Linked DNA regions of Homo sapiens: region 2 is linked to region 1. Evidence: chromatin loops called from intact Hi-C (ENCODE). Cell type or tissue: CD14-positive monocyte. All regions are shown on one strand. Links, peaks and the distances in the headings refer to the core of each region. The heading gives the core; the rest is flanking DNA.

Evidence for each region. A loop is a pair of places that touch in the nucleus more often than their neighbours do. Peaks named below come from ENCODE experiments on the same cell type or tissue, not always from the same donor. Only the 100,000 strongest peaks of a DNase experiment are listed, where the experiment ranks them.
Region 2: a loop joins it to region 1, with 2.0 times the contacts of the local background. A loop is called at or near these places in 3 of 110 quality-filtered maps.

What each region holds. Positions count from the first base shown.
Region 1 is chr14:35,284,277-35,287,186 of GRCh38, forward strand. All of the region lies in intron 9 of PRORP-PSMA6 (PRORP-PSMA6 readthrough), which reads left to right. It also overlaps a transcript of PSMA6 not described here. Among named protein-coding and RNA genes, the nearest start is that of PSMA6, 6.6 kb to the right of the region's middle. RefSeq lists enhancers at 1,470-1,569, 2,427-2,536. In CD14-positive monocyte, for the core only: no CTCF peak of the experiment used is centred there; DNase peaks (open chromatin) are centred at 435, 1,345 and 2,535; H3K4me3 peaks cover 2,221 bases; H3K27ac peaks cover 2,500 bases.
Region 2 is chr14:35,364,628-35,367,537 of GRCh38, forward strand. No RefSeq gene overlaps it. Among named protein-coding and RNA genes, the nearest start is that of NFKBIA, 39 kb to the right of the region's middle. RefSeq lists an enhancer at 2,700-2,910. In CD14-positive monocyte, for the core only: a CTCF peak has its summit at 1,596; DNase peaks (open chromatin) are centred at 1,064, 1,734 and 2,434; H3K27ac peaks cover 2,500 bases.

The DNA.
Region 1 (2,910 bases), core at 156-2,655:
TGGTGCCTCCCATATTGCTCCTAACATTGCTCTTAACACACCTGTTAAGAGTTCTCCCTGTTCTAAGCTGAGCTTGGACATGCATCTTCCAACAGGTAGTCTTACATTCCCTTTGGCCCGTGAGCATATAAGGTCATTTTCTCATCTGTGCTGCTCTGTTACACATTTCCTTGTGTATTACGGACTACCTCATGTTAGCTTTGCTTTCATTCATGTTTCATCTCCATGGAACTCTGGTGGGGACGCTGTCGGGTTCATCTGTGTGTCTCCCAGAGCAGCTAGCCCAGCTTCTTGCCCAAAGAGGGAGCTCAGTAAATGTTGAATTACTTTGGAGAATTTGTTTGAAAATATCTTCCTGATTTTTACCTCTAATGCCTACTTCTCCTTTAAGTGAATACCCCTCTTGCTCCTTGGTCTTTTGTGTGTGAGCTGGCTAAGTGGGAACTTAATCTGTGGTGTCTGATGCCTCACTGATCCTCAAAAAAACAGTAACTTCTCAGTGCCATCCTCTATAATCATATGATATCTTCAGTGAATTAAAGGTTTATTCATTAGACATCTACTCTGTACTTGGTACTGTGGTAACTGGGATAAAACTTGCTATGTACTTGTAAGACATCATCCCAGAGTTTTTAATCTTTGGAATGTTTCAGTGCCTAAATCTGCTGTCTGTGGTTGATTTTTGGAACTTGCCTTTGTTTCACCATTATGGATGAAATACATTTAGAGTGAAGTTTGAGGATCTCAGCTGAGGTTCATCAAGTCATTCAAAAGCAAGTAGAAAATAAAACTGGAGTCAGGTGCGATGACTGTAATCCCAGCACTTTGGGAGGCCGAGGCAGGAGGATCACTTAAGCCCAGGAGTTCAAGACCAGCCTGGGCAATATAGTGAGACATTATCTCTACAAAAAACTTAAAAATCAGCCAAGCATGGTGGTGCATGCCTGTAGTCCCAGCTACTTGGGAGGCTGAAGTGGGAGGATCGCCTGGGAGGCAGAGGTTGCAGTGAGCCAAGATCGTGCCACTGCACTCTAGCCAGAGTGACAGAGCAAAACTCTATCTCAAAAAAAACAAAAAACAAAAAAAAAAACCGTAGCACACTCTTGCTTTTCTATCAATAACTGGACTCTCAAGAACTGGTTTCTAAATTAGTGACTGAAAATATTGGTCAAAATGATCAGAAACCTCATTCATTTGCATTTTCTCTCTCCCTCTCTCCAATTACCCTCAAGAGAATTTGGTTCATTCTGAGCATCACAGATGACTTAATTTTGTGGTAAGAAAATAGGAATTAGAGTCAGCCAATTAGGAAACCTCAAGGAAGAGGAAGTGTCTCTAGGCTAAAGGGAAGGCTGTTGAGTCTTATTTCCTCTCTGTTCTTGACTCACTTTCTTAGTGACTGGCCAATCTCTGCACCTCCCTTTCCCCACCTTCAGGGAGCTGAGGGTGGGGGTGGGGAATAGAGTGAATAAAGTCTAAATAAAGTTCATAAAGATCCCAAGATGTAGGGAGGTACCATGAAATAATTGATCTTGCAGTTCCATCCCCCATCAACATTCATGGGTGAAGGCTGCATGTGTGTGTGACACGATAGGTAAGAATTAGCTGCTTTCCAAATTAAGACAGAGTGAGTTTCACTTCTGAATAATAGCAGTGTGCAGTGCAGGCCCATGCAGTACCTATTTGGTTTCATTCTTTACTAGGGATAGATCAAAGCGAAATAGCCAACAATTCAGGCCTTATTCATCAGTGCGCCCCCTCCTTTCACAAAGAAGCTGAGTTCCAGTCAAATAGTAGGTGGCTTAATTTCACCGTAGTGGACTTCTATGCCTTTTAAAGTGGGTACAGCATACTCACCTGTTTGAGAGAAGAAGAAACTGAGATTATGGTCACCAAGTAATCTGTGGCAAGGCTCAGATTCAAACCCAGTGCTGCTGACACTCAGAGCAGAACCTGACCATTTTCAAAGTTCACAATATGACCGTTCGCTTCTCCCACCCTTCCCCATCTTATTTTTCACTGGAACATTTGCTGTTCTCTCAAGCTATGAAGGGCTTCCTGTGTTAACATGCCTAAGGGGAAGCTGTATGTTAAAAACCACCAACGGTTAAGCCCAAGCCAGCTGGGGTCTTCCGTTGTTTCTTCCAGTATTGTGGGGAGACCCATGAGAATTCTCAGTGTTTTTCAAAGTCCTTGGCTTCCAGAAACAAGAAGCTGAGCATCGGGTTTTCATTTAAGACAGAGCTTGGAAAAACAAGAAATATCAAAAGCCGTAAGAGGATAATACTGAAGTTATTATAGCTAAAAAACAAGGGTGAACTGAAAAGCTAAAGGTTTTGGCTCTATAGAGGGGTTCATGTATAGTTGTATTTAAATGTCCTTTGGGTTGAAGTGATACAAGTTTATTCCCTCTCAAACCAAAGGACAGCATTTATTCTGGGGAATGGCTGAGATAATCCAGGCCCAGAACCACACTGACTGGTTAGTAAGGGGATGGCACAGAAGGGAAATGATAGTTGTGTGACTTCTATGTTGCTAAACACTGTATTGCATCCACCATTGGTTCCAGAGGGTAGAAGAACCACACTAGATGTTACAGACAAGGGGGCAGAGGAGGGTTGCTTTATTGGAATCTGGGGTTTGAAGGGCTTATGAGAAGCATAACCTCATGTAAGTTGCCTCATGTAAGTCACAGAAGTCACACCCCAAACCACATTTGGTGCTCCATTTGTCCGTTTCCTTTACCCATAAATTATAGAACTAGAGTAGAGAAAGTACCCTTTTCTCCTCCTCCAACACTCATCCAGAATGACTGAAGTCCTAGGTAGCCAACCATAGCTACTGGGGTGCAAGAAGAACTGAAGGATCTGAGAAAGACAAAAAAGGGAAAGATACAGAGCCAGGTTCTTG
Region 2 (2,910 bases), core at 292-2,791, 80 kb after region 1:
AGTTTGAGACCATCCTGGCCAACATGGTGAAACCCTGTCTCTACTAAAAATACAAAAATTAGCTGGGTGTGGAGACAGATGCCTAAAATCCCAGCTACAGATTCTGTCTCCAGAAAAAAAAAAAAAAAAAAAGCCAGGTATGATGGCGCACCACCATAGTCCTAGCTACTCAGAAGGCTGAGGCACAAGAGTCGTTTGAACTCTGGAGGCAGAGGTTGCAATGAGCCAAGATCGCACCACTGCACTCCAGCCTGGATGACAGAGCAAGACTCTGTCTCAAAAAATAAATGAATAAAGATTAAAAAGAAATAAAAAACTATTTTGAGCCAGGCATAGTGGCTCATGCCTGTAATCCCAGCACTTTGGGAGGCTGAGGTGGGAGGATCACTTGAAGCCAAGAGTTCGAGACCATCCTGGGCAACATAGTGAGACTCTGTCTCAATAAATAAAAAAATAAATAAATAAATGAAACTCCTTTGAGGATCTCAACCAACATGAGCTGTTTGTAATTCCAGAAATAGCCCGGACACTGAGTGGCCCTACCCCCTCAAAGGATTCCAGGACAGCTCCCACCTTCTTAGAGGGATGTGGAGGGAGAGCCGGCCCTGGGCATGTGACTTCTGTGCCCTCAGCCGCTGTTGGCTCACTCTGAGGAGGTCCAGCCTCCCTCCCATGGGTCACACAAGCATCTCTCCTCTTCCCCGAGGAGCAAGAACACAGGGAACGTCTACATCGAAAGGAGGAGCTTTAGGGTTTTGTGCCAGCTTCACTTCATTTCTTCTGCTGTTGGTTCATTCATCTAACAGAATTTATTGAAGTCCTAAGGGGTGGGGACACAGAACTGAACTCTCCTGGTCCTGGCCCTGAGGGGCCCCTGCCTGGACGGCTTGAACCCGGGAGGGCCAGGCCCACCTCCCGTGGGGCCCGTTTTCCCCTCTGGGAGGTGGGCAGCCTCACTCAGAAAAGTGCTTGTAGAGCAGTTTCACCCCTTTGTGAATGAGCTTCGGCAAGCACAGGGGTGAGTCACGGCCTTGGTGACACAGAACACATGACTTCGAATTGCCCAGAAGTATGACTGGTGCCCTGGCCTGTGCTTCCCCACCCTGAGGGGGAGGCCACTGTCAGCTCAGAACAAGGGATCCAAAGATGACCTTTCTTGTTTTCCAAAGACCTGCTGTCAGCTGAGGCCTTTCAAGGCCCTGTATATCCATGGTGAATTCCTGGAAGGCAGCTTGAAGTAACCACTGAATGGGTTTGGTTTCTTTTTTTTTTTAATTATCTAAGCAAAGCACCTTTCTCCAAAAAGAGCAAATTCACTTGTGGGTCACTTCCTGTGGGAAGATGGAAAATGTTCTTACTTGGGAGTAGATGGGGAGAGCAGGCCCAGCTCCAATAGCTTGCTGGTGCCACTGAGATTCTTGAGCCTGGAGGATCCTGGCTGACTTGCTCCAGACCTGGCGGAGGGTCTGTCTCAGTCACGGTTCTCCCCAGCGATGACCGAGAACTGGTCCCAGTTCCTGACATGCTGTGGGTCCAGTGTGACCCACAATCTGCCTGGCCCATCCCCTCGGCGGGCGCACCTCTCCTAGTGTAGGATGAAGCATAAATGGCAGAAACCAGCAGGCGCCGCTTCTGTGTCCACCGAGTCAGCTGGGATCCATGCAGCTGGTGGCTTGTCGGTGGCAGGCCAAGGCCTGAGTCATGTCCCCGTCACAGCCTTCAGTGGAGGGCTGACCCACAGAGGAAATTACACAGCACTCTGTGGCCCATGATGGAGTCAGGGGCTTTTCCAAGGGCATCAACTGGGAAGGCAGAAAGAAGTCATCACCCACGCTGGAGTCTAAGGCTTGGGGACCCCCACTTACTCCAGGGGAGAAGGCCTGGTGACCTCGGGGACAGCGAGGCCTGTGCAAACCTCTTCCACAGCCCTCCACTGGCCAGCAGGGTGCCCACAGTCCCGACCCCTCTGTGACAGCGCTGCATGCTCACCGAGCCAGCCTTGCCCCACATGGTTCCTTGGGCTGCAGCCAGAAGTCCATCCGCAGCCTTTTACCCAGATCCACACCAGCCCCAACCCTCAGTCAGAAAACACAGCACCTCCAATGGAGCCAGAGGCCACCCCTCTCAGATAGCTGTGTGACTCTGGCAACTAAATTCAACTCTGTGGGCATCAGTCTCTTCATCTGTAAAATGGGTCTTGAACACGGGGCTTCAGTCTCTTCATCTATAAAATGGGTCTTGAACACCTACCTGACCAACTTGTGGTGAAGATGAAATGAAACTATGCAAAGGCCTGGCATAGAGCCGGCACACAGTGGGTTCTCTGTACATGGTCCTCGCTCTCAGCCTGCTCTGTTGCAAAATCCAGGTTGGCACTACCCCCCAGGGCTCAGCCCTCAGCGTTATCCCTTTCCTTCCCCATACCCAGTCTCCCAACCCTTCGTGCAAGTGTGTGGTGGAGGAGACCGAAGCTCCACATCCAAATGGAGGGGTTGACTCCTCTGTAGTGAGGGGTCAGCCTAGCTTGAGTCACTGGGAGACTGTCTTCCAGCCTCCCCTTGCCCACCCCAGACCTGACATCCCAGGGCCACCCTGCAGGGAGCCTGAGGTGGAGGGGCCTGGCTACCTGTCTGCAAATGTGGAGCCGGGGGAGGTTGGTTGGCAGAAAGGAGGGAGAAGTGACGAGGCGCCCCAGGCCCTGTGCCTGGAGTCAGAAGGGCCAGCTCTGGGAGAACCTTCACCCTCGTGGAGACTTTGCCTCAGAATGTTTGCCTGGAACCCAGCCCACCAGGGCTGACACCTGAGGCTGAGGCTGCCCTGTCATGCCCCTTCCACACCAGGGGCTCTGTGCTGGGATTGCTGTGGCCAGTTACGGGGAGGCCTGCAAGTTTGGGCAGCCGAGGTCATGCC